Regions from separate parts of the Mus musculus genome. Here all the other regions are linked to region 4. The links are chromatin loops, found by intact Hi-C in ENCODE. Cell type or tissue: heart. All regions are shown on one strand. Region 1 holds the start of Tex264 (testis expressed gene 264). Region 2 overlaps Cacna2d2 (calcium channel, voltage-dependent, alpha 2/delta subunit 2). Region 3 overlaps Dock3 (dedicator of cyto-kinesis 3). Region 4 holds the start of Cish (cytokine inducible SH2-containing protein). Region 5 overlaps Tex264 (testis expressed gene 264). Region 6 has its middle 2.6 kb from the start of Dcaf1.

Evidence for each region. Hi-C counts contacts between places; a loop is a spot of excess contacts. Peaks named below come from ENCODE experiments on the same cell type or tissue, not always from the same donor. Only the 100,000 strongest peaks of a DNase experiment are listed, where the experiment ranks them.
Region 1: it touches region 4 in a loop (4-fold over the local background); 15 of 42 quality-filtered maps call a loop at or near these places.
Region 2: it touches region 4 in a loop (6-fold over the local background); 16 of 42 quality-filtered maps call a loop at or near these places.
Region 3: a loop joins it to region 4, with 15 times the contacts of the local background. A loop is called at or near these places in 10 of 42 quality-filtered maps.
Region 5: it touches region 4 in a loop (4-fold over the local background); 16 of 42 quality-filtered maps call a loop at or near these places.
Region 6: it touches region 4 in a loop (2.4-fold over the local background); 2 of 42 quality-filtered maps call a loop at or near these places.

What each region holds. Positions count from the first base shown.
Region 1 is chr9:106,685,535-106,690,534 of GRCm38, reverse strand. Tex264 (testis expressed gene 264) reads left to right here and starts at 4,583. Exons shown (of 6, transcript NM_001081654.2): 1 at 4,583-4,700. It overlaps Rad54l2 (RAD54 like 2 (S. cerevisiae)), which reads left to right. Exons shown (of 22, transcript NM_030730.2): 22 at 1-2,455. In heart, a CTCF peak has its summit at 3,101 (motif pointing left); DNase peaks (open chromatin) are centred at 3,064 and 4,644; H3K4me3 peaks cover 916 bases; H3K27ac peaks cover 597 bases.
Region 2 is chr9:107,512,710-107,517,709 of GRCm38, reverse strand. Cacna2d2 (calcium channel, voltage-dependent, alpha 2/delta subunit 2) reads right to left here. Exons shown (of 38, transcript NM_001174049.1): 9 at 4,606-4,656; 10 at 4,378-4,477; 11 at 4,079-4,237; 12 at 3,768-3,875; 13 at 3,587-3,665; 14 at 3,029-3,078; 15 at 2,761-2,850; 16 at 2,488-2,559; 17 at 2,217-2,291; 18 at 541-615; 19 at 388-459; 20 at 226-297; 21 at 58-119. Among named protein-coding and RNA genes, the nearest start is that of Tmem115, 19 kb to the left of the region's middle. In heart, a CTCF peak has its summit at 2,925 (motif pointing right); a DNase peak (open chromatin) is centred at 3,039; H3K27ac peaks cover 70 bases; H3K27me3 peaks cover 695 bases.
Region 3 is chr9:107,165,055-107,170,054 of GRCm38, reverse strand. All of the region lies in intron 2 of Dock3 (dedicator of cyto-kinesis 3), which reads left to right. Gm23595 (a small nucleolar RNA gene) reads right to left here; the gene lies at 4,949-5,000. Among named protein-coding and RNA genes, the nearest start is that of Gm23595, 2.6 kb to the right of the region's middle. In heart, no CTCF peak of the experiment used is centred here; no DNase peak of the experiment used is centred here; H3K27me3 peaks cover 310 bases.
Region 4 is chr9:107,291,689-107,296,688 of GRCm38, reverse strand. It overlaps Cish (cytokine inducible SH2-containing protein), which reads right to left and starts at 30. Exons shown (of 3, transcript NM_009895.4): 1 at 1-30. It also overlaps the pseudogene Gm17040. In heart, a CTCF peak has its summit at 2,261 (motif pointing left); DNase peaks (open chromatin) are centred at 924 and 2,228; H3K4me3 peaks cover 999 bases; H3K27ac peaks cover 677 bases; H3K27me3 peaks cover 591 bases.
Region 5 is chr9:106,672,712-106,677,711 of GRCm38, reverse strand. It overlaps Tex264 (testis expressed gene 264), which reads left to right. Exons shown (of 6, transcript NM_001081654.2): 4 at 3,974-4,195. Among named protein-coding and RNA genes, the nearest start is that of Tex264, 11 kb to the left of the region's middle. In heart, a CTCF peak has its summit at 2,066; a DNase peak (open chromatin) is centred at 2,021.
Region 6 is chr9:106,816,845-106,821,844 of GRCm38, reverse strand. It overlaps a transcript of Dcaf1 not described here. Among named protein-coding and RNA genes, the nearest start is that of Dcaf1, 2.6 kb to the left of the region's middle. In heart, CTCF peaks have their summits at 77 and 2,444 (motif pointing right); a DNase peak (open chromatin) is centred at 34; H3K4me3 peaks cover 829 bases; H3K27ac peaks cover 751 bases.

The DNA.
Region 1 (5,000 bases), 610 kb after region 4:
CGTGGGTTCTGAGGTTGGGGCTGGTACAGTGGGAGCGAGCGAGTCCAGATCTCTATAACTTGTAGAACGCATTCAGAGCTTGGGTTACATGGATGTCCCTCAGACCTCGGAACACTGAGCTCCCAGAGTTGTCTCTGTTACATGGACTCCTCTCAGACATTGGAATACTGAGTTCCCAGAGTTGTATGTCTGTGTGTATGCCCTGCTAGCCAGGAAGAGGGCTGTTTCTGTGTTCACAAATAGTAAATTAGTAGAAACAATTTCAGTAGGGAACTGGAACTGGTTTTTAAGCAGCCAGGAAGTAAATGGGAATTCTGAGAGGAACACGTGACTGCTGTACACTCCAGCAGTCATCCTGGGCTTGGAGCGTACTTCATCTTTGCAGCAGCCATAACTCTAGACAGGCCTCCTGGCTAAAGGTTTCTCTGTGATAACATGCAGCTTATGTTGTATAAGGGTGGGGGTGAGATCATAGGAGATTGAATTGCTTACTAGCTCCATGGGCTTTGGCAACTCCCCTCCCTCCAACAACCCTAAATATCCTGCTTTTCAAATGGACTTATGGGGAAGTGTGCATGCGCACCAAGCATGAGCATGTGCTGAGGGAAGCAGGAACCTCACAATCTATTGTGCTTAGATTGGAAACCCGAGGTGGTAGTGGGTATACCAGCTATGCTTGTAATCCTAGCCCTCAAGAAACTGAAGCAGGAAGACCATTTTGGGCTATGTATACAGTGAGACCATGTCTTTCATGGAATGTTTTAAGGGTCTCAAGAAGCCCAGTCACTCTGGTGTATTCTAAATCCCTGTTCTCTTTAACACTACTAAATGATGCAGATACTTGCTACCTTAGGTCTGCTGTGTCCCCTCTGGGAGGGATGGGGTAGCTATTGAAGAAAGTAAGTGAACCACATTAGGTCAGAGCCTTCTTAATGGCTTATCTCTTTAGTCCTTACCCCTTGAGTAACGCTACTTAAGTATCTGTATTCCTGGCTTAAAGATTTTGTCTGGAACTCTTGTAGGAATTAATGTGTGGATCATATATTTATAACTTACAACTAAAACTGAAGTTTCCCACTCTGGGAGCGTGAAGCAAGGAGCTGGGGTCTGTTTTGCTGATTAGTTGAAACAGAAGATCAACCATAGAGGTGGGACTGCAAGTCGCAGGCAGTCAGTATCTTTAGGTGTGACATCCATGGCTCTGGAACTGAGTCCTTGTCTACAGGGGAAGGTTTTTCTGGGGCGTTACATTCCTTGTTCCTACACAGACCTTTTGTTTCCCACTTCCCTTTGCTTTCCACATGCCCAGGTCTGAACCATGGTTTTCTGTGCACTCTCAGCTAGGTTGCTCTTTCCCAGTATTACTGCTGGGAGAAGTCCCCTTCCCCGAGGATGACTTTCTGGCTCCACTGCTGACTAGTTCCCAGGAAATCAGCACCTTAAACGGCCAATCTGCCAAGTGCTGACCTGCCCACTGCTCACCTTCAGACCCTTCTGCCCCTGTGTATCCAAATCGGTGTAATCCCTCAACGTCTGTTCTGTGCCACTAGCTTGGCTTTAAGCCGTTTATGAATACGTGAGTCCTATGATGATGAACTAATACGCAGGCAGTGTCCACCCTCTTTGCTTTTCAGGGACCCAAGTCTGCGCCTTTCCCCTGCCATGAGTCTGTTTGCTATAGTCATCTAGTGTGCTGGGGAGAGAGAGCCAGGCAGGCTGCATAGTAATCTACAATGTAGAGGGCTGAGGGAGGTTTGGGCACTCTCTACTACCACTACTAGGATGATATTCAGACAAGAGAGGACCTCATACTGTGACCTGAACCCAGGACCCTCCCTGGAAGAGAGCTCAGCCCAGCTGTGTTTGAGTGAATGTGTGTATGTGTTTGCATGTGTGTGCTCATGTGCACTGTGGTGTAAAATGACTGTTATCTGGTTGTAACTCAGGGCAGGCTGGGGACTCACCAGAAGATTCCTTCAGGCCTGCCCGAAACAGATTTTTTTCCTTGTACCCTCTTCAGAGGGATCAGAGAGAGGGTCCAGGTGGGTTGAAGGGGTTGCAACAGATAACCACTAAGGCCACACTGCTGCCAGAGGAGTTGGGGGGGAGGGGGAGGGAGATGAGGCTGCCCCAAGGCTCTGGTACCTGGCTTTAGTTTTCTGTCTTCTTTCCTCAGGATGCCCCTGAGGCCCAGGACCTGTGCCTGGCTTAGAGGACCATCTGTGGCTGGGTGGTCCAGCTGCTGGTGTGATCATGGGCTTCCCTCCTCTCTCAGCAGGGCAGACACGTCTGCTCCAGGGACTGGGCGACTGGCTGTTTCTATGACGTATTTATTTTTACTTGTGTTTCATGTCACTTTTTTAAAAAAAAAAAGCAAACAGAACAATTGTAAGTCAGTATAACTGCCTATCAGTTTTCTTTATTTCTCTTTTTGTAAAATAAAGTTTAAACTCAAGATGTTTGGTCAAGAAATTTTCTGGACAGAGACTTAGCTGGGTACTAATGAAAGGAACCTAACAGAATAATGGCTCTTGGACAGCACACGAGGTGGGGTGGGACAGGCTCTGAGCAGGGTCTGTTGGCAGGGTCAGTCATTGGGCTTCTCCTGTCTCTGCTCACTAAGAGGGTTGAGTACCTTGTCCTGCTCTTGGTAGAACAATGAAGCTGACTTTGAGTTGTTGAAGCCCGTTAAGTCCTCAGCTGTGGGGCAGCCCATTCAAGGCTGGATGGCTGGATTAAACCAGTTTCAGTCATACGGACTGTGGGGATGGGAGTTGTGGGAGCACTTTACACCGAGTGGATATTCTCGGGCAGAGTTGGGGGTGGGGCTCTAACAGGGTTTGGAATGGGAGGAGGGGAGGAAATGGACAGTTCCCTCTAACCCCGCAAGTTTAAGAGGAGCCGCCCCGGGGACATACCCTCTGGCAGTCTACACAGAACTAAAGCACCTCAGTTGGTGATTACTGGGAAAGAGGAAGGTTAAGTCTGGGCTTACACTAAGTGGGGTCTGTGCTATTGAGAGAGGTCTGGGAATGTAAGGTGAGCCGGTCTCAGACCTGGTAGGAGTGTACAAAGGGCCTTGCCAAGGAGTCTGTTGCCCCCTGGTGGTCACTTGATAGCCGGCATTGTTGGAAGCACTGGGAGATGAAGTCTGGTGGGCTGATTCCCAGTTGCAGGCTCTCCTACAATAGAGTGCTGACATTCCTCAGGCATACCTGCAACTCTGATACTGAGTTCTAGAGTTCCCACCCAGGCTAAGGGAAGTGAGCCAAGACAGCAGGATGAAGAAAGAGTGTCTCCTGACAGTCATTTCCTGACACAGGCTAATGAGTTTCAGAGAGACAGAATTAACATGTGCTCTGAACCTGGGCCATGTGCCCTTCGTGTCTCAAGAACCCTATCTAGTGTACAGCCCACCTGCCCGAAGCAGCCAATCATTACCATGTTTGATGTTCACGGTAAAATAGCTATAATGACTTTCCTGCCCTCTCTACTTTGAAGACTTTTGAGTAGCTAGCTGCTTTTTCTTACCAGCCTGTCTACAGCATTGGGACATTTGTCTTGTGGATGACATTCAAGATCACATGTTACCCCATGGCTGCTGGCTTTTTCCAAAGTCATCTTATATGCTCTTTGGGTGATCAACTTTCCATAAAGCAATCTTGTCAGAAGTACTAATATAGTCCTTGGCCCAGCCTGTCTGGCATCAAGATTTATAAACAGCCAAGTTTACAAGCATAGTGGCCTTCCTCACTTCCAGCATAGATCTGGGCGTCTCAGGAGGTGCCCTCAGTACAGTGCTTTGAGATTCATAGGTCATCAGATCCTAGCTCAAGATTGAACCTGTATTGAAGGAGCTTACCCTTGACTTGGGAGTTACCTAAGTTATATTAACTTAGTAGAAACTCCCAGCAACCACAGCCAGGGCTGTGAAGTAGAAGCTTTGAAAAGAGGTGTTCCCTGGAGTGAACTTCCGGAGGCCAAGGCTTTCATTTGGTTCACTCAGTGTTTCCATAATAAAGGTTGGATGGAGGGATGGTCGTCCCTATGCTCAGAGAATCCCTGATGGGTGGCTGAGTGAAGACACTTAAATTTGCATTCTCCAGAGATTGTTCAGAGCATCTTTTGTTTATCCATAGCTTCCTCAGCTGTTAAGACCTGAGCAAGCGGCCAGACTTGAGAAGGTTCTGAGGGAAGGTGGCGAGAGTAAGACTGGTTCAGTTAGTAAGAGGCCGACATTGCTGTGCGGATCCTCTCTAAAATGCACAAACACTATTCAGTCCCGCTTTGGCTTCCTGGGCTTCTGGAGCAGGCAAACAGGCTGACTTTCCCGGTGCTTGGAGCCCGCCTTCACCCCTGCGCCTTCCCTTCCCTCCCTGTCGGCCAGGATACCTTGGGGTATTGGTTGGTTGTTGCTTGATCACCTTCAGGAGTTCCCCTTCATTGGAAGCAGGAATGTGTGTTGTGGGCCCAACCCAGCTGGGGGGGGGGGAGGCGGCGGGGGAGGCGTGCATGTTACCAAGGAGACGGGGCGGGGCAGGCCTCCGCCCTCCAAATCTGGAGCGCACGCGCCCACAGCCACGGTCACGTCCCGCCGCGAAAGGGGCGGAGCGAGCGCGAGGGGCAAGCGCACACAGGCTCCACGACTGAGCCCCTATCTTCCTCCGGCGCCCGTCCGCGTCCGTGGGGCCGCCGCTGAGGTGAGGGCGGGGCCAGAGGCGAGGCGTTCCCGACGGGGTGTCTGCCGGGGCTCCCCCTCATCCCCTCCCGCCTGCTCCCCGCGGCCTGAGCCGCCCTCTGCCCCGCGTCTGACTCACTGCTGGCCCAGCCTGCTTCCCGGGCCTGAAAGCGACGGGGAGGCGGTCCTGACCTCTCGGCGCGGATCCTGCCTCGGTGCTGGGTGCGGGAACGTCCGGGGTCCGTGGGACTAGAGGGGAACGGGCGGGGCCCTCACCTTTCAGCAGCGCTGCCTGTGGCCGCGCGTCGCGTCGCCGCTCCAA
Region 2 (5,000 bases), 220 kb before region 4:
GTTCAGATGTCAGGGTCACTCTCTCCCTTCCCTGTCTGCCCAGCTTGGCCCACTCACCTGTAGTTGGTACTCCTTATAGGCACCCAGGTGTAGTTCCGAATCACTTCGTCTATGTACCTCTGGGAGAGGAGGCTGCATCAGGTTCTTGGGTGAGCGGGCAGGGGAGGGTGGGTAGGGATGGGTGTCCATTCCGATGCCCTTGTTCCCTGGTCTGTGCCTCCATACCTCATCCAGGGATTTGACCAAGGTTCTGATCTGCTTGTGGCCTTTGTCGCCGTCAATCATGCTGCGACGGATCTGCAAGGGCCAAAGGTGTGAACCCCCTGCTCCCGCGCCAGCTATTTTCTTGTGCTCTCCCCCCCCCCCGCCCCCAAGCCTTCAGCTCACCTCCTCCTTGTTCTCATCTTCCAGCTCTGCGTCCAGGAAGTCCAAGGTCACAGGCTCCCGGAAGTTGGTAGTCTACAGGAAGCCAGATAGGAAGTCAGGAGTCCTGGTCTTGGAGGGGCTCCCAGCCCTCGGGGGGCTACTCACTTGGCTCACCTGGGGCTTGAGATTGGGATGTAGCAACACGTAGCCGTTCAGGTCGATGGCGAACACATAGCCATTGGCGCCGAGCTGTGGGGTACAGGTTGGGGGGCTCAGAGGGCTGAGTGGGGATTTCTTAGACTCTGAGCTGCCCTCCATTCTGTTTCCCATACTGCTTGCCTTTACAGGCTGGGTGTTCCTTGTACACCAGTCCACGCCAAGGTTGACTAGCCCTGTAGGTAGGTGGGCATTCTCCATTTCCCATTTCCCACGGAGGAACCAGCCAGCCCAACCTCTGTATCTGCAGGACGCTCGCTCACAGGCTATTGCTTTTGGGCCGCTGTGTGGCTCCCTCATATCCACTACTTTCTCAAATGTTGCTTTCCTGTCCCCATTTTAGTGGTGGTGGACAGGAAGGAGAGACTCTTAGGCTCCCACAGGCCTGGCAGAAGACCCGGGAGTGGCATCCAAGAACAAGTCATTGCCTCTGAGTTTCTTACTGTATGTGGGGCCTCTCAGGCCAAACAAAGGTTTCCCATGGTTCAGGCTTGAAGTTGTCACACACATTTAGCACTTGTTCTTGCTTTCATAGTTGAGACCCAAGTTCTCTAAGCACAGGCTCTGAATAGCCAAACCACCATCCTGTCTGTCCCTTCCTTGGCTCCAGTTTCTGCCTTCCACTCTCAGGCTCTTATTTGGAAGAGTCCTTCTGCCCCACCCCACCCCTACCCCCTGCCAGCATACTTCTGGGCAGGGCTGAATCTGGCCTGCCACCTGTTGCTATAATTTGTCTGTAAGCCTCAAGTGGGTTTTATGGCTTGATTTATTTATTGAGACAGGATCTCTCTGTGTAGCCCTGTTTGTCCTGGAACTCCCTCTGTAGACCAAGCTGGCCTCGAACTCAGAGATCTGTGTGCCTCTGTTTCCTGAGTGCTGAGATTGAAGGAGTGGATCACCACTGCCCAGTGGGTTTTAAGGTTGGGAACTGGAGAGGCAGCTTACAGTTAAGAGCACTAACTGCTCTCCCAGAGCACTGGGTTTGACTTCCAGCACCCATGCAACAGCTCATGGGCATCTGTAACTCTACTTCCAGGGATGCAGCGTCTTCTTCTGGACTCCAGAGGTACCCAGCACAGAAAAACATCCAGGCAAAATATCCACACACATTGTATTTTTTGAAAAAAAATAAAAAAATAATTACTTTGTGTTGTAAAAATGTTATGGAATTCAAATATCAATATCTACAAATAAAACCTTATAGGCCATCAGGCATGATGGTATACACCTTTAATTCCAGTACCTGGGAGGCAGAAGTAGGCAGATCACTGTGAATTTGAGGCCAGCCTGGTTTATGTAGTGAGTTCCAGGATAGTCAGAACTATATAGAGAGACCCTGTCTCAAAAAACCAACCAATAAAAATGAAACAAATCTGCATGGGCCATTTATCAATGATTTGTGTGCAGCTGTGTTCACATGATAGTATTAGCGTGGAAAATGGATGTTTAGATCAGCAAGGCCTGAAACACTCACAGACTAGTCCTTCCCGTGAAGCTTGCTGTCCCCAGCTTCAGACCAAACCCTTTGGGAAGTCTTTCTGTGACGGTCTTTCAGTCCCCATGTCTCCCCTGCTGAGTCTGGCTTGTGTCACTATGGACAGCAAACCAGGGCAGAGGGGCAGGTGGACACTTACTGTGTAGTTGGGAGTCAGCCTTTTGATGTCATTCAAGGCCACATCGATGCCCATGACACCCAGGATTAACTGGTTCTGGACACAAAGGAATGGGAAGGTATGCTATAATGAGTCAACTCCATAGTAGAACCCCCTGGCCCAGGCCTAAGGGCTAAGCTGCTGATACGGAGAGCTGCTTTGCCAAATCTGTAGCATGCCCTAACCCTCCTCCATCCCCAGACCTGCTCCAGGCATGCCAACTCCTCCCCAGATAACCCACTGGGCAACTCACCTTCTTTTCCCCAGGGCCATCCTGTGTCAGGTTGAAAACAGGGAGAGTTCCTGTTACCACCAACCCCAGCCCCTGAAGGGAGAGAAGGATGGGGTCTCCTGTGGCCAGCCCTGTCTTCACTGTGAGTGTTCAGAGAAGGGGCCCAGCCACAGGCCACCTGTCATTTTCTTTTACTTGGTCAACACCAATAAGGGGCCCCTCGAGGGTCTTGACTGTGTGGGGACATCCTTGGGGGAAGGCCACTAGTCCCCTTTCTTTGCCCAGAAGCCTTACCAGTGCATCTTCATACACGTTTGTCCATTGCACTTGCTTGGCGTCCTTGCCTGCCAGTACCATGGGCCTACCCAGCACATCCAGGTATTCCTGGGAGAGGAGAGGCACTAAATGTCCTTCCCAACTCACTCTTCTCTCATCTGCTGCCATGGACAACAGCAGCCACCAGGGGTCGCTATCGGCCCATGGCTGGAAAGCACGCAAAGCATGCAGCCACAACCAGAGGGAAGCCAAGGCCTGGGAGGGGCCGCCTCCTCCACAACCTCACCTGTGTGTTGATGCGGATGGCTCCGATGGAAGGGATCTCAAAATAGTAACCTGCAAAGGGAGGAGATGTGGGTTTGACTGGCACAGCAAGGCCCGCAGCACAGGGGGTAATGTCGCCTGGGTACACCTGCAACACTCTGTGTATTGTGACTCTCCCCCAACTCCTTTATGCTCCCTGTCACTGCCCTGGCACTGTGACCAACGCTACAGGAGAGGATAGATTGTAGGGGTCTAAAGAAGCAGCAGAGGTGGGAGTGGTTAACAGAGACAGGGTGGAGGAAGGAGCCTCATCCGAGGACGTCAGAAACGTGAGTTTTACCCAATCAATCAACAGAGATGGATTGATCAACAAACAGACATTAGCAGAAAGGCTGGAGACAGACAGACAGGGGACATACAGCCAGATGGTCAAGCAAGACAGCCCACCAAATAGACAAAGCACCGGAAAAAGGGTATGTATGGAAGGACAGACACACAGTGCGTGAACAGACAGCTGGACACATGGATGGACAGCTAGCAGAAGGACACAGCAGGCAGAGGCTGAAACCCGATGAGGTACCTTTGTTAGTACAGGCCATCCACTGCAAGGGTGTGACATCATAGTTATGCTGTCCTACGGAGAACGTGAACACACGTACCTGCCGGGACGATGAGGTTATCACAATGGCCACCGGAGGACGACGGCCCTCTCCCGTCCTGGACCCAGCTCAGGGCAGCCACCCACCAGGGCTGAGGCTCACCGTCCGATTGGGCCAATTGTACTTTTCGAAGACATCCTGCACGCGATCCTCACCCCCATCCGTGAACATCATGATCATCTTATTGCAGTTAGCCCGCGTGATGTTGGACTAGTGGAGGATGAACACAGAGTCAGGCAATCCTTGGTCTCTCACAGGTCCAGGGTGGGGCTTCCTCCCTCACGGCAGATGGTACTGTCTGTCTAAGCTGCCTGTTTACTATTAACAAGGCAATCCATCTTCATCTTCCCATGTCACTAAGCCTGGTCCCTCGCCCACCCCTTGCTACCCATTTGCCCACCCGTGGGGCTCACATTCTGTAGCTGGTCAAAGGCATACTCAAAGCCGGCCTTGTAGCCTGTGGTGCCCTTGGCCACCATGCCCTGCACAGCTTCCTTGAACACCTTCTTGTTACGCACATTGGCCTGCACCAGGTGTGTGAAGCAAGACACAGGCTGCGCCTTCTCGTTGAACTGTGGGGACAGTGGGGGGTGGTGAGTGGCTTCAGGCTGGCCACACAGTGTGCAGCTGTTGTACAGGGCTGATGGTTGTCATGGGAGCAGGTTGGATGGGGGTGAGTGGTACCCATCCTGCCTGCCACCTTGCCACTCACTGAGGCCACGTTCACATAGTCATCATCAGAGAGCGTGTCTAGCATCTCACAGACGGACGTCTTCATCAGCTTCAGAGTCAGGCCGCTCACGCTGCCACTCCTGGAAACCAGGCATGGAGGGGGCGCATGCATGTGGGCTCTCAGGGTTTTCCCGTCCTTCCCTCATAAGGTGCCCGGGCAGAAGAGTCCAGTCCTAGCCCATCCCACCAGCCTACAAGGCTCACTCACACATCCACAATGATGACCATGTCCTTGGGTGATGAGGCCCCCTGTATATACCTGCCAGTGAGAAGACTCAGTTAAGGACGGCACCTCCGGGACCTGCGGGGTCTTCCTTCTTCCACCCACTTACTGATTCCTGTGCTTCTTTCTACTGACCACGCACTATGGGGGTTGGAATGGGCCTGGGCACTGGGAAGACCATGCTCAATAAAAAAGACAGTTTTTTTTTTCTTGTGACGTGAGTGATCTGGTTCCCTCATTAAGTAAACAAGAGGTGAGGGGGAGGGGCAGGTGATCCACGGGGACAGAAGGCTTTAGTGGCTTGTGTCCTCTGTCCTAGAGAGACTCCAGAGAGTCTGGCTGTGTAATGGAGGAGGGAGGGAAGATCATGGAGTAGTGTG
Region 3 (5,000 bases), 130 kb after region 4:
ATTCAAATTTGTTTAGGGTTCTCTAAAATAACTAATTTCAAAACAATAATGACTCATATGGAAAAAATTCCCAGATGAATGCATATTTAGTTATTGCTATTTATCAACTTTATAATTATAGATCATAAATGAAGATTTAAAATAGCATTAAACTGTGTGCATAAATATATAAGCTTATTCTTTTTAAGCTTTTCAGTGAAAATAATGGAAAGATAATTTTGAAAATCAGCCTTTTGAATACTTTTGGGGGTTGAATTCTGCTAAAAGTTTCTTAGATTTATGATTGATTGACTCTTTCTTGTCTGTTATTAGTTATATAATTGAAAAAGACACCAAGAATTTGAAGGCTATGCATATTTTTATTGATATACCAAGTAAGAAAATATTTTTAAAAAGGTTGTAGGTTGTTTTTGGCTTTCAAATTCACTGTTGGTTTCTTACATGGTTTTTAGAATGTGCACTCATTCTAGTCTGTCCTTTACAAGGAAACAGTTATAATTCTTTTTATTATTACTCGTGTGTTCAGGCATGTGTGCCATGTGCCTGTATGGAGGTCAGGAATCACTGCTGTGGAATTGGTTTCTTCTTTCCAGCTTTACATGGTGCTGAGGATTAAACTACGGTCACCAGGCTTGTGCAACAAATATTTTTACCTGCTAAACCGTCTTAACAGACTGAATGATTTTTTTTTCAAAAAATTTAATTAAGATTATTTTAAATTATGGGATAGAGAAGAGATTGTACTTTTTTTTTTGATGTATCTTTTGCTAGTCTTTGATCTCTCTCTACTCGGATATTAGGTTAAGGACCAGTAAGTTTGGGTTGGATTGTTTTACTTTTGTCAGTGAAAATATATGTTTGAGATACAAGCTTGGAGTGTCTTGTCAAAGAGGGAGGGTACTACCTTGAGCTCCTGTTAGTACCTTTGACCTTACTCCCTTGGTTTGCACCTGTTTTGGCTGCTAACTGTTGACTGTCACATGGCCTGGTCTTTATAGAGGCTCCATTCTTTGAGTTAACACTGCTCACATTGTTCTGCAGCTTCTCAGCCAGCAGCTTTTGTAGAGGTACTTTTTGCCTCTATGGGACAGTATGGCTTCACTTGCATTGGGTGCCTAGCAAGGTCATCTTACAATCTCCACAAAAATGTATATTTGCCAAAGCACTGTTCATCAGTGTTGAAATTATAGGTGGTAAAACTTCCAGCGCAGAATGTGGAACAAGGCTAAGTCATTACCACTTTTCATGCATGTGTTTACATGTTATGCCTTTCACATAAATTAATTTCATATTTACACCAAGATTAAGGACTTATTTTTAGGGCCAGAGAGATGGTTCAGAGGTTAAGAGAACTGGCTGCTCTTCCAGAGGTCCTGAGTTCAATTCTTAACACCCACATGATGGCTCATAACTGTCTATAATGTAATCTGATACCCTCTTCTGGTCTGCAGACATACATGCAAGCAGAACACTGTATACATAATAAATAAATCTTAAAAAATAAGAACATTTTAATACATTTTTGTTACTTGTATTTGTCTTATTTATTTGCTTGTTTAATATAACAGAATTAAATTGAAAAAAGTCAACCCTATTTATTTTTCAAGTTGATTTGAAGTGATTTAATTTATATGACGTGTTTGGTGTGACTACTGAAGATGTCATGCGCAGTTGTGAGGATAGATGTAAATCTCACAACCTCACCTACTCTCACCTAATTAACTAAGCATTGAGCAGTTATTAATGGTATTTGTCACAGTTGCAAACCATTGTGCTTCCATCTTCTCTAGCACTTGGTTATTGTTCTCAGTTTTTTCTCTTTTTGTACATTGATGACATTTATACAATTTATAATATTTTTATGGTTATTATCTTTGAAAGTCAGTCCAGGTCTTCTAAAACCTGTGGCTTGTTCCTTTCTCTTAAGCTTAACATGGTTATTTTATTTGTTTATTTTTTCTTTTGGTTTTTCGAGACAAGGTTTCTCTGTGTAGCCCTGGCTGTTCTGGAACTCACTTTGTAGACCAGGCTGGACTCGAACTCAGAAATCCGCCTGCCTCTGCCTCCCGAGTGCTGGGATCAAAGGCGTGCGCCACCATGCCCAGCTTGTTTTTAATTTTTCAAGACAGGGTTTTTCTGTGTAAACCTTGGCTGTCCTGGATCTCACTCTACAGAATAGGCTGGGTAAGAGATTAACATGGTTATTTTTATTTAAAACAGCTCCCCTAATATTTTCCTTTTTCTTTGTGAAACCAACTGCTTAAGCAGAATGTGCTGCAAATAACATTGTGGTGGTTAATCTTACCACTTAGGAGATCTCTAGGCATGGCTTTGAAGACATGTTATAGAGATGAATTTAGCTGAGGAGGGAAATTCACCAAGGCACCTTTCACAGGCTGGGGTTTGGGAATAAAAAGGGAAAGAGGAGGCAGCTAGCTGAGTGCTGCATGCCTCTTTGTTTTCGCCTTGCTTTAGAGGTAGTGTGTGACCAGATGCTCTGTGCCTGCTACAGCAGACTTTCTCTTCAAATCATGAGTTAAAATAAATCTTCCCTTAAATTTCTTTGTCAGGTATTCTGTCATAGTACAATAAAAGCAACCTTACACTCTTAAATTTTAAAAACTCTGGTATAAAAGAGACACTACTATTTATAGGTGAGAAATTGAGTTTGATGTCATACCTTAATTTTTAATTACATTTGATTATATATGACATTTAAATTATTTATTATTGTATGTCTGTGTGTGTGCCCTCATACATATGTGCAGTATTTGTTTATGGGAACATGTGCCACAGCATGTTTAGAGAGGTTAGAGGACAACTTTGTGAAGTCAGTTTTCTCCATCCACTTTTGTATAATGTTCAAAATCAGATTTCTATGCTTGCAGACAAGCATTTCTACCCACTGAACCATCCTGTAGGTGGTGGCAGCAGTGGCTACTTTGGTTGCAGCTGCTGCCACCACCGTTGTCTCCTCCTCCTCTTCCTTCTTCCTTTAAAACTTTTTATTGGTTCTTTGTGAATTTCACATCATGCACCCCAAACCCACTCATCTCTACCTCTCCTCATACCTGCCTTTCACTCTTGTAACCTCCTGTTTAGCAGAGAAAACGAACAAACAAAACTTGGTTTGGAAGCTGTAGTGTGTCATAGTGTGTCATATAGTGTTACCTTTTGTCTACACTTCTTTGCTTGCAAATGTTCGTTGCAATGAATTGGTGGTCTGGCATAAGGAATGCCTCTGGCTTCTGCTACTCTATTGATAATGGAACCTCAGTGGGACTCCTCTTGTTTATCCATTGTTGCCCTGTGTCTTGGGAGATCCTGTAGCTTTAGATTTGTAGGACTGACCTCTTCATATACACTAGCAGTTCATAGATGGGGCAGATGTTGGGGTTGGTCAATTCAAAACCCTGGATCTGAGAGGTTTCTGAACTAGTTAGCCTGTAGTCTCTCCCTCTCTCATGCCCTTGGGGATGGCTCATCACAGTCCCTGCTACCAGGGCCAGCTCTACTCTGTTGCCCAGGTGAGGTGCAGGGCCTGTTCTCCCTAGTGTTGCCATTGTTGAGGGACGTGACCAGTTCTTCCACTCTCATGACCCCAGGGCCAGCTCTCCTGACTGCTATAGGTGGTGAGGGGTGAGGGAGAGGAGGAATGTGTCTCTCCTTTTTTCATACCACCCAGCTGGCTCTCCTGCAACCTCTACCCCTACGTCCACCTCTACTGTACTGCCCCGGCAAGCCTGCTCTCCTGACTGCTGCAGCAGGTGAGGTGCAGGACCATCTTTCCCACTCTAATGATCAAGGGAATCAGCATTCCTGTTTGCCGAAGGTGGCAAGGGGTGTGTGTGTGTGTGTGTGTGTGTGTGTGTGTGTGTGTGTGTGTATCATCTCTCCCTCTTTAACCCATGGCTGATAGGTAGGACAGTTCTCCCACACTCAAGCCCTTGAGGCAAAGCTCTCCCCACCCCCCATGCCACCAGGGTCAGCTCTGCTGTCAACCCAGGCGAGGTGTGCAGGGCCCACCATCCTGAGTGCTACAGCTGGTGAGTGGCAGAGACAGATCTCCTGCTCTCACAACTTCAGGGCCAGGCCTCCTGCTTGCCTCAGGTGTTGAGGGTGGAGGAAGGAGAAGGATATCTCTTGTCTATGCCACCACACAGTGAATGAGTGGGAGGGCCGGGTCCCCCGTGCTCATGTCTTTGAGGGCCTGGCTAGGCTTCCAATCAACTACCGCTCTGTGGAGTACTACAGTTGGCTAGGGGTAGAGTCAGCTCTCATGCCTCCAGGGCCAGCTCTCCCATGATGCCCAGCTGAGGGGTGGGCCAGTTCTATATAGCCCTTAAATAGCAACAAGCCCACCCCTAACTGGGGCAGCACAGGCCAAAACCTCACCATGATCCCAGGTGGCATCACTGGCTACTCTTCTTAGGCTGTTCCTCATTACTCTTAGTCTCTAGTTCTGCCTTTCTTTACTGTGCTTACATCCTTCTGTTTCAGTTTCTCTTCCATTCTCCACCACTTAATTGCTCCTTTAAGAGGTTTCTGGGGTCTCTGAGTGTCTGGGGTTATCTCAGGAGTGCTATGCCCCACTCATGCATTATGATGCTGGGCAGGGGTCATCTCAGGCATGGTTTGCTCCCCCAGGACTGCCGGTTGTCTCAGGCCAGCTCCCTGTTCAAGTCCAATAGCACTTGTCTGGTGGTCATCTTGGGCTTGCTCTTCACCTGGTCTGCTCAAGTGGTTCCATGGGAGAGTCATCTGTCTCAGGCTCACTCCTGCCCTGGACCCTCAGTCCCAGGAGGGGGTTCTTTTAGTCTCAGGCTTGCTCTTGGTCCTAGGAGTCTTCCAGGGCTTGGGCAGTGTGGGATTGGTGATTGCCTCAGGCTAGCTCCCTGTCTGAGTCCCCGTTGGACTGGTGATTATCTTAGGCTTGCTTTTTTCAGAGAGTGTGAGGCTACTAATCATTCAGATGTTCCTAGGTCAGAACACTGAGCTTA
Region 4 (5,000 bases):
TTTGACAGATTTCCAAGAACTTTCCAGGAAAACTGGGCGGGAGCTCCTAGAGTTGACCAATCGTATCGCTGGACGTGAGACGAGCATCTAGACCGACCTATTGAAGTGCAGGGACCCTGAACTGACGTGCCCGAGTGGGGCGGGACCTAGAGACTAGTAGGCAAAAGACTGGGTTGGGGACAAGTTAAGAAGGAATGTGGATGCAACTGGAGACCAGATTGTCTTCCCTCTACTTCTTTGGGGATGGGTGCGCTTATCCCCCCCCCCCTAGAACTACAGCGCGGGGGCAGGGTCGGGCCGGTCCTCTTAGCCAGCCGCTTCTAGTTTATCGGACGTTGTCTCTGGCGGCCGTGGTCTCGCTTATTGCAGGACACTGTGTGAGAAGGTGGGTGGTGTGCTGTGAGATCTGGAGAAAGACTTAGGGAGAGGCCTGGAGCCCTGAAGAGGACGGAAGAACTAAGGAGGTCCACTGTGGCCACTACAGCTAAAAGAGTTCAGGTTACATCTAATCTTTTGTAATCAAATGATCTCATCCCTTCTTTGCCTAATCTCTGAGTGGACCGACAGTTGGGGAAATTACCCTCTTGAGTCAGTAAACAGAGATAGTCAGCTCCCAGACAGCCCTGTCGATGGCTTGTTTGTTTTTGTTTTAAAATTGAATTCAGACTACCTTGGAGCTCAGTTTGTAGACCAGGCTGGCCCCAAACTTCTGAGTACAGGTTTACAATGTGAACTTATAGGCTAAGTCACCATATCTGGTTTACCAAGGAGCTGTAGGGTCTATGTGATCTCCCTCCACATCCACGGTTCAGGATATGGGGAGATAAGATCTGGAGAACCAGTACACCCACTCCTTCCACACACGTCACACCACCCACGTTCCTCAGAAAGGGTAGCTATAAGATTCTTGGCAGCGATGACAGGCTTCTGGCAGTGTCTAGAATCTGAGTATAGTGACTGGGCTTTCCCCAGCCCAGGCTAGGCTCTGGGTGCCCCACCCAAGATAGAGAGCTAAAGATAAAACCCTGTGAAAAGGAAGGAGTTCTTAGGGAAGATAAGAGATTACTCCAAGGGACTCAGTTCCCCGTAGGTGCCCTGGAGGGGAAGTTAAGTGTAACCCAAGCAGGGCTCCCAGAATACAGCAAGAAGCCAGTTTCTTGGAATATGGGTAGGATGGAGTAGGAGTACTCTGAGAACATGGGATCCCTGTATGTATGCATACTAACTCTTCAGTAGAAACTGTCTGTTGCCGCTTTGCTATGAAGATACGGGGGATTTCACAGGTGTCATGCAACAGAGCTGTGGTTTTCTTTTTATTTACTTACCCTTTCCTTTCCTTTCCTTTCCTTTCCTTTCCTTTCCTTTCCTTTCCTTTCCTTTCCTTTCCTTTCCTTTCCTTTCCTTTCCTTTCCTTTCCTTTCCTTTCCTTTCCTTTCCTTTCCTTTCCTTTCCTTTCCTTTCCTTTCCTTTCCTTTTTTTCCGAGACAGGGTTTATTTATCTTTGTAGCCTTGGCTGTCCTGGAACTCACTATGTAGACCAGGCTGGCCTTGAACTCACAGAGATCTGCCTGCCTCTGCCTCCTGAGTGCTGGGATTAAAGATGTGTGCCACCACTGCCTGGCATGATTTTCTTTTTTAAATTGTGTGTGTGTGTGTGGTGTGTGTGGTGTGTGTGTGTGTGTGCGCGCACGTGTGTGTTTTCATGTGTTTGTAGCCACAGTATTCACACAGAGTCAGAGGATAACCTGAGGGAATTGAGGGAACCACTTCTCCCAGTCCACTCTGTGGGTCCCAGGGCCCAAAGTCAGGTTGTCAGGTTAGTGGCAAGCACCTTGATCTGTGGATCTCTTTCGCTGGACCCCAGAGCTGTGATTTTGAACTTGGATCTACCCCTTTCAAGTGGGCCTACTGAACACTTACCTTGTGCCAGACACTCAGCAAATCCTAGCTTCACCTTGCCCTCACAGCTACCACAGATAATGCTGCCTTGTACGTGAGGAAACTAAGACACGGCTTCCAGTGTGCCTTGGGGAGAGAAGTGTTTGGTTCTCCAGTAGTCTTTTGTGAAGTTGACAGTGTTAGACATCCCACCTACGACGTGCTGGGAACCATGATGTGCCCTGTTTTGCCCAAGCTACCTGCCCACTTGTTTCATTCAAGTTTTGTGAATGCCTCTGGCCATTTCCTTACTACTGGCTCTATTTCCTGACTACGCCCCTTGAATGGACCCCTCCCTGACTGCTGGGCCCACACTGCCACCCAGTGGCGATCCTTCCTAAGACCTCACTAGCCAACTAGAGAATAGAGAATTCTTCCCAGTGCACTCAGGCACTTCATGAATTACTGTTGCTGCAGGACACTCCTGCCCCGTTCCCAGAATAATGATGGATCACAAGAATGCACAGCAATCTAGATAGCCTCGGTATATGGCTTCTATCCTTTCATCATGAGCAGGTTGCCTTTCATCAAAAGGCAGATGTGGTGGGGAGGAGGGAGTTCCCTCCATCAGCACTTTACTGCATCGTCTATTTGCTCACCATAAGCTACTTCAAAGGCCTCAGTCCCTGTTCCTTTGAACACCCAACTATTACTGTTACTGTTACTATTACGAAGGGCTAAGTGCCAGAGTCTGCTGTCATGAACCCAACTTGCCCAAACCCAGCATACTATGTTCTGAATCTCTACAACAGTGTGAAGGGGACATGATTCCAGATGGTTGCTACAGCATAAGCATTGAGAGGAAACTACATGTTCTGATTTTTCTGGGTCAAATGAACAGCTGGAAAAACCTCTGTTTATAATTGGTATGGGAACTATGTGTGTTTGTATAATCACAGACATTTACATTTATAATTTGATGATGATGATGATATGTGTGTGTATGCATGAGTGTGCACACAGGCATGCATGGCACAGTGTGAGTGTGAATGCAGAGGTTAGAGGGTGACTTTATAGAGTCTATTCTTTCCTTCTTTGCATAGATCCTAAGGGTTGAACCTAGATAGGTTCCTGGGCTTATGTAGGACATGAGCATTTGCTCACTGAGCCATCTCTCCAGCCTGGAAGGGCATTTTTTTAAATGGGACTACTTACTTTTTATACTTCAGTATGGTTTGAACACTTGCAACAAGCAAATTTGACCTCTTTGAATATATATTTTTTAAACTACACGCAGTGTATGGTGGCTCACACCTATAATTATAACACTGGAGAGGTTGAGGCAGGAAGGTCAGGCGTTGAAGGCTATCCTTGTCTACTCAGTGAGTTTGAGGTTAGCCTGGGCTTAAATAATCTGTGTTGCCCAGGGACAGGTCCATACAGCATTGTTCTTGATTCCTGTTGTAACTTAAAGGAAAACTCACATAATGTCTGGAGCCGTTGATGTCCTACAGGTAAAGGAAGAGGATAGTCCCAAATTCCTTGCCACGGGAACCCACTTAGATGGCACCAACCTTGACTTTCACATGGAGCAGCACATCTACAGAAGGAAAAGTGACAGTCTCTGCATCATAAATCTGAGGAGGACCTGGGAGAGGCTGGTGCTTGCAGCTCAGGCTATGGTTGCTATCAAGAACCTCGTGATGACAGCGTCATCTCCTCTAGGAACACCGGCCAGTGAGCCAGCTGGAAGTTTGCTGCTGTCACAGGCACCCTCCCACTGCTGGATGCTTCATGCCTGAGACCTTCATTATTAACCAGATCCAAGCAAGCTTCAAGGTGTCAAGGCTTCTAGTGGTGACTGATCCCAGGGCTGACCATCAGCCCCTCAGAGAGGCCTCTCAAGTCAACCTGACCACCGTGGCTCTGTGTGACAGACTCTCCTCGGCACCACGTGGACGTTGTTGCTATCCCATGCAACAACAAGGGAGCTCATTCAGTGGGTGGGTCTGATGTGGTGGATGCTGGCCTGGGAAGTTCTTCACATCTATGCTGTTATCTCTCAGGAGCGCCTGTGGAATTTACACCAGATCACCACTTCTACAGAGACCCAGAGGAGGTTGAGAAAGAGGACCAGGCAGCTGCCAAGAAAGCTGTGATCAAGGAGGAATTCCAGAGTGAATGGACTGCCCCAGCTCCTGAGTTTATTGCTGTTCAGCCTGAGGTGGCCGACTGGTCCTAGGGTGCACAGGTACCCTCTGTGCCCACCCAGCAGTTCCCCACAGAAGACTGGAGTGTGCAGCCAGCCACTGAGGACTGGCCATTGGCTCCCACAGGGCAGGCCACTGAGTGGGTTGGAGCCAACACTGCGTGGTTCTGAGCTGCTCTGCAGAACACCGGAGCAAAGAGGGAAAGAGGCAGAAGGAAAATAAAGTTCCTAAAAGCTGGTAAATCAATCGATTAATTAAACAAAGTTAGAAACACAATTATAAAATTTTAGAGTAATTAAAATATAAGCTCATTTTAAATTTTATTTTATTTTATCTTTAATTATGTGTATGTGTTTGTGTGTGGGTGGCCAGAGGTGTAGGCTCCCTTAGAGCTGACATCACAGGTGGTTGTAACCCACCTGATGTGGGTAGTGGGAATGGAACTTGGATCCTCTGGTAAAAACAATATGTGCTCTTAACAGCTGAGCCATGTATGTATGTATGTATGTATGTATGTATGTATGTATGTATGTATGTATATATCGGGGCACATACAATCCAGCCCCAGCCTCTACTCTCAGTTACCTAACTTTCCGTTCCTTGTGGAGTCATGCTCAGAGAGAATGAGACCTTACTGAGCCTTGGGTTCACTAGCTTTAAGCTGGTTGCAGCGCCTGCCCCGGCCTCCTGGAAACAACACTTCCAGATTGTATGCCTTCCTTCAATCTCTTAGATCCTGGGTCTGATTAATAGGTGGGACTATGATCCCACCTGACCCTAGATACAGCTAGGCATAAGTGTGTGTGAATACATGTGCCTGTATGTATCTGTCTGTGTATGTGACTATCCGTGTGTCTCTTGTGTGCACTGTGTGAGTGCATGTATGAGCGTATGCTTGCACATGTGGATTAG
Region 5 (5,000 bases), 620 kb after region 4:
GAAAGCTCCAGAACCTCTGTTAGAGTTGAGTCCCAATGACCCCTTCCCTCCTTCTGAGTATGAGCCTTATCCTCTGGCTTAGTTGTTGGCATCAGCCCATATTCCAACTGGTTGCTTCCCCGTGTTCCTTCACATACCAGGGGAGTTGAACACATGGCATAAAGTGTTGAGCTTCACCAGGTCTGGGTAAAGGAGGCCCAGTATACATCTGTAATTGGCAGATGCAGCCTCTGGGCTTGGACTACTAGATCATATACCTACTCCTATTGACTGTATAGGTTGTGGGCTTGCAGTTGGCTGTCTCTATTGAACCCAGTGGGCCAGCTGACATAATTTCTCTTTTCTAAATCCTTAAAGATATCAATCTTGTCCTGTTCATACACTTCTGAGGTCTTTGCCAGGCAGTACCATCAAGAAGAACTTCTTCACCGTGACCTGATGGTTGTCAAAGACCTACCTCTCTGGTAGGGGCAGCGGGCTAGCCTCAAGATGGACTCATGTCTGAAAGATCCAGTTTCCAAGAAACTGCCCTCTAGTACTAGGCTGAGGAGGCTGGATGCCTTGAGAGATGTGCTGAAGCCTGGCATGCCCCTGCCTCTTCCTTGTTAGTCTTGGCTTTGCTGGGTGTTTTGCTTGCTTTTCCTGGGTGGGCTTTTCTTTCTTCAGAGTGCTGGTGGTCCCACCACTATCCTGTCTTTCTAATATGGATCCAGGCTGGTGCAGTTCTGGTCCAGCTTTTGCTGGTCACAGGGACTCCAAAGAAATGTCTGATGTAAGGAGGAGAAGTAGACAAATAAGAGGTGTAGGCTTTTGTCTTGGGCTGAAGCACTGCTATTGGACCAGCTTTGCCACTTCCTGGATTATCTTCATAGCTGTCATATCTCCTTGCTGGTGACCTAGTTCTACAGATTTCTAGCTCTGGCGTTGCTTGGACTACTCAGCAGGTGGTAGGATTGCTGTGCTCTTACACTGCTGTCCGAGCACTGGCCAGAGTCGGGAGGGGACAAATAATGACCTAACTGTGGAGTTGGGAGAGACTGAGTCAGAGAGAGTTCTTGTGTTCCATTCCACATTATTCTGTATTACATTGGAGAGGAACACTTCCCTTATGCCAGGTTATTTGATTGTGGGCGGGGTTTGTGTGAGCAGCTGTGTTCATGCCCGCACCATTGTTCCACATACCCGAGGAATTTTCTTTGTAGTATCCTAGACTTCTCTGTGAGGCCTGGCGTGGTGGGAGAGAAATGAGAAGGCTCCATTGCAGTGAAGTAGAAGACCTGTACCCTTAGTGTATATTTAGGGTCAGAGAGGAGGGGTAGCTCCCAAGAAAATATCAAAAGGCTTTGAGGAGAGGAATTGAGCGGAGTCTTAGAGGATGGACTAGAGTTTTCCTAAAGAAGACTCACATAGGTCGAAGAGGAACATTTAAGGCAGAGGAAGTAGCTTACGCAAAGGCAGGCAGCATGGGACGACGTGGCATGTTTGGCTGCAAATAGCTCCATGTGGGTGTATATGGGGGTGTGGTGGGAGAAGAGGCTGACAAGGTGGGCTGGGCCAGAGCCGGGTTCTGCCCCTCCCTCTGCCACGTACTCAGTGGTTGCCGGCCGGCCCATCTGGGTCCTAGCCCTGCTGATGACTGACTGGTCCTGAGGTGAATTGAGTGTCACACCTGGCCTGATTGGTTTAGATTTGCCATAGATGGGAACTGTGAGTCATTGAGAAGTTCTAGTTGTGTGTTCAGACATCTTTTGGAGTCAGAAGAGCATTGAGTTGGTAGTTCCATGGGACCTGCTGAAGTGATCCCAGGAGAGGCCTTGGAACCCAAATTGAGGCAGGCAAGGGATAACAAGGAGAAATCAAGTGGCAAGTGTCCTAACACCCATTTTTCCCTCTAACCTTTGTTAACATTTTTTTCTACCCTCTCTCCCACCTGGCATGCCATACATAGGGGTCAGCAGGTACAGTCAGTCACTTGGCCAGTCCAGACCTGTGGGTGGGAACTTCTTTGCCTGTATGGCCAATGCAATCCTTAGGGTGTAAGTGGTGCAGGTGCACCATCTAGAGACAAGACGTGGTACTGCAGCAGTGACATGTTTGAGTAGGATGGCAGTAACTTGAGGACAAGACAGCAGAATCTGGGAAAAGTTTCAGAAGAGGAAAGGTGGTACAAAGTCTCACTGAACCTGAAGGATGGGATGATGGTGGGGAAGGTCTGTCTTCAGAGTTAGAGTAGGTGGGCATTCTAGGTCGAGGGACTGCTGTTGGGACCATGTTATTGCTACAAATAGCCAAACGTGGTTATGGGGCATTTCATTAATGTCAAGCCTTTGTGAGCTATCTCTTTTAACATGAAAGACCTGTAAGGAAATATCAAGGAATTGTGCTCTGAGAAGCCAGGGGAAGGACTTGGGCGGGATCACATGACTCAGGTTTCACTCCTGGCCGGCCTTGTAGCTGTTTATGGTTATAAACACTACATTATATTGCCTATCTCTAAAACTCCTCTAAGTTCTGCCTGCTGTCATTTGTCCAAGGAAGCAATGCGGTCAGAAGCTTGCCTTGAGAGTTAGCTTTCCCCCTAGGGTCTGTGTAGAGGTCAGAGGCTGAACAGGTGCCCACGGTCTCCCCAAAAATGATTCTAAGGCAGGATAGAATGCCAGAGTAGAGGGAGTGGGTCGGGGCTAGGAAAGGCCCACAGATTAGTGGCAGGCGTGAACGGGGCTGGAGGGGGGAGGTAGGGACACGTGTGTGAGACTGACTGTGGTGCTGAGGAAGTGCTCAGGAAAGGAAATGAGTGCAGGTAGGGAGTGTGCTGTCACATCAGAGGGCGGTGGGCCTGGCTGGGGAAGGATTGAATGGTGCAGAGTTAAGGTCCAGATCTGTGGTGAATGTCCTGGAGTTAGGAACACCTTTCCCTAGGCACCTAGTCCAAGAGCTGTACATAGATGGTAGGAAAATAGACCTGGGAAACAGAGGTTGGACAGGCTGTCACCATCTGCTGGCAGAAGTGAGTCCTAGGAAGTGTTGGAAACTCAAAACTCAACTGCCTCTGGTTGATGGGAGCTGTAGGACAGAGGATCAGGAGAGGAGAGATGTAGAACAGGAAGTACATTTGTTAGGGGCTGGGAGACATGGGGAGGGGGACCAAGAGTTTGGAGTAAAATCAGGAAGGGATTTAGAAAGTAGACAGGTTTTAGGGGAAAAGGACCAGAGCCCTTGTGATGGTGACTGTCTCTATCTGTGAACCTAGAGGGGATTTCGACTTAAATTTTTATCTCACATCCTGATCTTCTACAGCAAATGCTAAAATCCCTGCTCTGGGCTCTGTCCTGTGTGTTCTACTGTGTATGCTCATACATACTTGTGTTTATGGGCAACCAAGAAAGAAGGCTGTTACAGGCTTTTCCCTTTGTTCCCACTATTCAGTTCCACTGCCTTGCTTTCCATGATCTCTCTGTTAGTAAAGCTTGCCCCTCTGGGGGGTAGGAGGGAAATAGCTAATTGGACCATGCTGAGTCCAGATCTTAGGCTCAGCTCTTAGCAGTTCTGCTGGATGCCCTCTGAGGCTGGGACCCACAGAAGGTAACATAAGGAGGCCCCTCAGCAGAGCTGCTGATTAATAGGCTGTGTAGAGGGTGATAGCTCAGATATCTCTTTGTTCTTTCCTCCCCAGGGCTTCTGAGGGTGGAGACCAAGTCTTGCCTTGTCTTTCTTGCTTTTTTTTTTTTTCCCACCATGACTCTTGGGTTGTATTTGCAGCTTGGCTTGTTTGCTGAAGGAATAAATGAGAGTCCCACAACAGAATGCATACACACGAGCCATAGTTGATTTTAGTACGGAATTACCAGCTTCATCCTGGTATCTGGAGCTCTGGTTCTTCTAGGACTGGATTAGCCCAGAAGCAGAGGGCCTTGGGTCTGAAGGCCTCCATCCTCTGCATGACCCTGATCCCGTGCCCTGCCTCCCTCCACAGGTGCCTCCTGAGAAGTGCCGCTGTGCAGTCGGCAGCATCCTGAGTGAGGGGGAGGAGTCGCCTTCACCTGAGCTCATCCACCTCTATCAGAAATTTGGCTTCAAGATATTCTCCTTCCCAGCACCTAGCCATGTGGTCATAGCTACCTTCCCTTACACCACCCCCATATCCATCTGGCTGGCTGCCCGCCGAGTCCATCCTGCCTTGGATACCTACATCAAGGTGAGACATAGGTATAGCATGTGGAGGGTGGACACTCGGGCCCCTTGGATGGGAACTGAGAGGAATACACCTGGTTTGGAGAGAGCAGCTCTCTAAGGCCCTCATGGATCAGTCACCAGGGTGGCTAGGCTGTATGGCAGAGACTTTTGGCATCTCTTTCAGATGCTTAAGAACTTGGGGTTAGACCATCTCCAAGGGCTTGTTCAGAACCCTGGTGTGGTCAGATTGACTCTGTCTTTGTCTTCACCCTGCCCCTCTCCTCCTTGAGGCCTAAAGAGCTCTCAGTGGCCATGTGTCAACCTGGCCTTGATGCTACCTTTGACAGTGTGCCCCCCTCCCTACCCTCAGGACTTGAACATCCATGGCAGGCTTCGCCTCCTTCATTTCTGACCTGGAAGGGAGTAATGTTGACAACACAGCCTGTTCGTAGGAAGAGATTGGATGGGGGGTCTCTGTGTCTACAAGAGTTCTGAAACCTTGTCCTGTTTATACCACTTCTTTAGATATTTGACAACCCGAGAGCTAAGGAAAGGGTTGCATGTAGAGGGTCCTAGATCCAGTCTAGCACTAAAAGCCAACCTAACAACCAGTCAGTATTCAGTTGAAGCCTTCTCTTGAAGATGGGCCACCCTGTTCCCAGGCATGGGCTATGGGGCTGTGAGTGTCCTGAGGGGACCCACAGGTTAGGCTGACACTTCTTGGTGGTTGACACTCCTTCCCTCAGACACATTGGGTTGACAATTACTTTGTCTAGGCCATAAGACACTGAAGTCAGTAACTTTAGCAACACAGAACCAGCACAGAG
Region 6 (5,000 bases), 470 kb after region 4:
GGGAGGAGCCGAGGGACATCAAAGCGCTCCTGGGAAATGAAGTTTCCGCGTTTAAGGGCGGGGGAGGGATGATGGCGCTAGACCTACCATTAAGCACCACCTCAGCGCATTGACTTCTGGGATTCGTAGTTTTCTTTAAGGCGGAAGTGAAAAGTAAAGGAAGGAATAGATCTTTCTAAAAGCCCGGGCTGCCCGAATTTACTTAATTCTACCCTGTGTCATCTAAGGGCTCAGTAGGACACTGCCACATCAGGCTCGGAAGGATGCCAGGGTCAAAGAATGCATTTCACACAAATGTATTCAGAAACAACTGTACTCGTTAGAAATTCGTCGGTTTTCCTTTGTCTTTCTGTTAAAAACATATTCGACAGGAATCAAAAAACATCAGTTACCATGTATTATATGTGAGGCAGAAAAATGAAAGCCCTTTGGTGAAAACAACTAATCACGGAGGCCATCTAATTCAATTTATCAATTTTAGAGTTAAGGAAAATGAAACCCACAGTAAATGACTTGCCTAACTTCACAAACCAAAGGGAAGCTGCATCGGAAGGATCTGGTTTTGACCCAGCGATTCTGTGTGATAACATGGAAGATTACGATAACTCCACAATTGAGCAGAATCTTGACAAAACCTACCCAGACGTCAGGATTCATGCAACTCACTATTGTTCTTGGCATTCTGAGCGAGTTCTGTGCGTTTCCATAGAGCGATTACAGCCAATACGTTCTTGTGGAAATTATAAGACACTGTGGACCTCTTGTCATGATCAGATTCTACGGCTGTTACTAAGCCTGTATCAGAAGAGTGGTAGTGGCAGTGGCGCATGCCTTTAATCCCAGCACTTGGGAAACAGAGGCAGGCGGATCTCTGAGTTCAAGACCAGCCTGGTCTACAGAGTGAGTTCCAGGACAGCCAGGGCTACAGAGATTTCCCTCTGGAAAAAAAAAAAAAAAAAGCAGGAAGAGGAAGGGGAAGAAGAAGAGACAAAGAAAGAAAAGAAAGAAAAGCAAGCAAGCAAGCAAGCAAGCAAGCAAGCAAGCAAGCAAGCAAGCAAGCAAGCAAGCAAGAAAGAAAGAAAGAAAGAAAGAAAGAAAGAAAGAAAGAAAGAAAGAAAGAAAGAGAAAAGCAGCAGCCAGTATCTTAGGGCTTAAATCCACTACCACCCTACCCCCACCCACCTGAGCACTTCGTTCCTTCCTCACTCAATTATGTGCTTGGAGTAACAGCTGCTTGAAATACAAATTCTAGAGGGTGAATAGCAGTGCTACAGGCATATAACTTGTAATCACGCTCTTGCTACAACACAGCTTTCTCCTGTGCATCTGAAATCTTGTCTCTTGAGCTATAATGACCATTATTTATTTAGACTCTATAGCAGACTTGAATCAAATGGTTTTTTTTTTAAGATTTATTTATTTTATGTGAGTAGCCTGTCACTCTCTTCAGACACACCAGGAGAGAGCATCAGATCCCATTACAGATGGTTGTGAGCCACTATGTGGTTGCTGGGAATTGAACTCAGGACCTCTGGAAGAGCAGTCAGTGCTCTTACCTGCTCAGCCACCTCTCCATCCCTAAATCAAATGTTTTAATTACACTCATTATTCTCAACACCAGGGCAGATAAGGCTAGCCAACTTTATGGAGGAGAAATCAAAAGTAGTAATGTTGAATGAAGAGTTTCGCTGGGCATGGTGTCACATGCCTTTAATCCCAGCACATGTGAGGCAGAGGCAGGTGGATCTCTGAGTTAGAGGCCAGCCTGGTGTACACATTGAGTTCCAGGATAGCCAGAGCTACATTTAGATAGATAATGCCTCAAAACAGACAGACAGACAAAAAAAGATACAGATTTGGGGGCTGGAGAGAGCCTAACATGAAAGAGCATTGGCTGCTCTTCAGAGGACCAGGATTTGATTCCCAGTACCCAAATGGTTTCACAACCACCTGGAAATTCAGTTCCAGGGGATCAGACGCCCTCTTCTGGCCTCTGGGCATCATACATGCATGGAGTGCACCTACATAAATGCAAGTACAACACTTGTATACATAAATAAATCTTTAATTTTTTTTTCAAGACAGAGCCTCGATATCCAGCTCCAGCTGTCCCGTACTCCCCTGTGTAGACCAGCTCTGGCACTGAAATCACAGACATTCCCCTGCCTCTGCATTCCAAGTGCTGCAAATAAAGGCGTGTACCACTGTGACCAGCTACATTTTTATCTTAAAAAAGAGAGTTCACAACACCTAAAATACTATTTCAGGCAGCTTTCCTGCCATATCTTCTTGGGCTATAAGCCCAAAATGTAGAGGGATGGCTCCTCCAGGTATCCTCAATCCCTTGGATACCTTACCTCTTCCTGTGGTCTAGATGCAAGAGCCCTTGTGAGGACCCAAAGCCCAGTTCATCAAAGCAGGAGTTGCTACCTCATTCTGTCACCAGATGGCACTACCCCACTTTAGGAACCCAGTGTGGGGGTACTGGATTGGAGGTCTTAAGGGGCATCAAATGGGATTGTAGTAGAAAAGCAGAAATACAGGGCCTGTCTAGAAGCAACTCCCTCAAGAATATCTACCATGCCAGGCAACAGTGACGCACACCTTTAAACCCAGCACTCAGGAGGCAGAGTCAGGAAAATCTCTAGAGTTTGAGGCCAACCTGGTCTATAGAGAGAATTCCAGGACACCCAGGGCCACTCAAAAAAAACCCTATGTTGAAAAAAAAAAAAAATCAGCCAGGCAGTGGTGGCGCACGCCTTTAATCCCAGCACTTGGGAGGCAGAGGCAGGCGGATTTCTGAGTTCGAGGCCAGCCTGATCTACAGAGTGAGTTCCAGGACAGCCAGGGCTGCACAGAGAAACCGTGTCTCAAAAAAACCAAAAAGAAAGAGAGAGAGAGAGAAAGAAAAGAAAAGAGAAGAGAAGAGAAGAGAAGAGAAGAGAAGAGAAGAGAAGAGAAGAGAAGAAAAGAAAGAGCTGGACATGGCAGTGCAAGCCGCCAGTCCCAGCACATGAGTGGAGAGGTGAGGATCAAAAATTCAAGATCATCCTTGGCTAACACACCAACTTTGAGGCAAACGTGAGACACATGAGACCTTGTCTCCAAAAATAATCTCCACCCTAGAACTTTTGCAGCCCTCTCTCCCTCACTCTGAACACTGTGTAAAACCACAGCCACATGCGGCCAAGCACTCCAGACTCCCATTCTGGAAAGAAAGAGCAGCACCCAGGCGTCCCTAGCTACATATTCCAGATTCAATCATTGGCTATTTCACAGGAGGGGTATTACCCACATGGCTAGATAGAAAAGTGTGTGTGTGTGTGTGTGTGTATGTATTAGGCACCCGTGTTTAGAGCCAACTTTCACGCCTAAGCACACAGAAACACAAAACCACAGATAACCCAGGCCTGCGCACCTAGCTTGATTCTGGCACATTGGATCTGAATCTTTAAAAGGAGCATTTTGTCCTGGATTGTTTGTTTTGGCTTCTTTGGTAGAATATCTGAGGGCTTTGTCCTACTGTGCTCTACTCGTGCCTCTCTCCCTGCTGGGACAACTGGGAAAGTAATCCCTGCCAGAAATGGGAGGAATCGTGCTTACTAAGCTCCCCAGAATCAGAAAGGACAAGAGGAACAGGACGTTGGTGGGGCATGCCTTTTCCAGCACTCGGGGCAGGCAGATCTCTGAGTTCTAGGCCATCCTGGTCTACAGAGTGAGTTCAGGACAGCTAGGACTGTTGCACGGAGAAACCCTGTCTCAAAAACAGAAAACAAAACAAAAAAAAAGAGATAGTTTTGAAAATAAAGGGTTGGGGGGGGAGGTGCTGGAGAGATGGCTCAGTGCTTAAGAGTACTAGATATTCTTCCAGAGGACCAAAGTTCAATTCCCAGCACCCACATGGCATTTTATAAGTGTAATTCCTGTTCCAGGGGATCCTCACATACGCACGTGCAGGCAGAACACCAGTGCACATAAAATTTTAAAAAGTCATTTTAAAAAGTGAAGGGCTAGCCTGTACTGCCATGCACACATGTATGAACAGAGACAGTGTTTTAAGACAATAAAACGGGAGGCAGAGGCAGGCAGATTTCTGAGTTCAAGGCCAGCCTGGTCTACAAAGTGAGTTCCAGGACAGCCAGAGCTAAACAGAGAAACCCTGTCTCGAAAAACCAAAAAAAAAAAAAAAAAAAGACAATAAAAGGACAAGAGGCACCCCAGCTCCAGCCCCAGAATCAAGGGTAACAATCCTAGACATAATCTACCTATCCCTGTCACAAGTGTGCCTGTTATTTATAAAGAAAAAAATCTGGGGCTGGCGAGATGGCTCAGTGGGTAAGAGCACTGACTGCTCTTCCAAAGGTCCTGAGTTCAAATCTCAGCAACCACATGGTGACTCACAACTACCCGTAATGAGATCTGATGCCCTCTTCTGGTGCGTCTGAAGACAGCTACAGTGTTCTTATGTATAATAATAAATAAATCTTTAAAAAAAAATAGAAAAATCCACAGTAGCATCCTCTGGGCCTCAAGCTCCACCTCCTTCTATAACTACTTTTCTCCAAGTGCCTCCTTTCTAGGTTCGCCCTACCCTGGTGCTACCCAATACCCCCTGCTTTCTTCTGGAACTCACTGAAGCTAGATGAATCTTTCATCTGCTTAATGCTCTGTTAATTGAACAAAACTAAGCTACCAGCATCACAGATGTTTCTGAAAATAGTATCAGTGCTTCCAAGCTCTGGGGACCCCAGCCTAGACAAAAAGGAAATCTCAGTCATGCACTAGTTGACCCACCTAGTGAACTCCAACTGTCCTCCAGCTCCCCCAAGCTTCCCAATCTTCCCCCCAGAATGTGGGTAGAGAGGGCACTCCTACATAATTATATCTCTGTCCACCACTTCACTTAACAGAGAAATAAACTGAGGCTCTACAAAGATAATAGCAACCACATGGTGACTCACAACCACCATGGGATCTGATGCCCTCTTCTGATGTGTCTG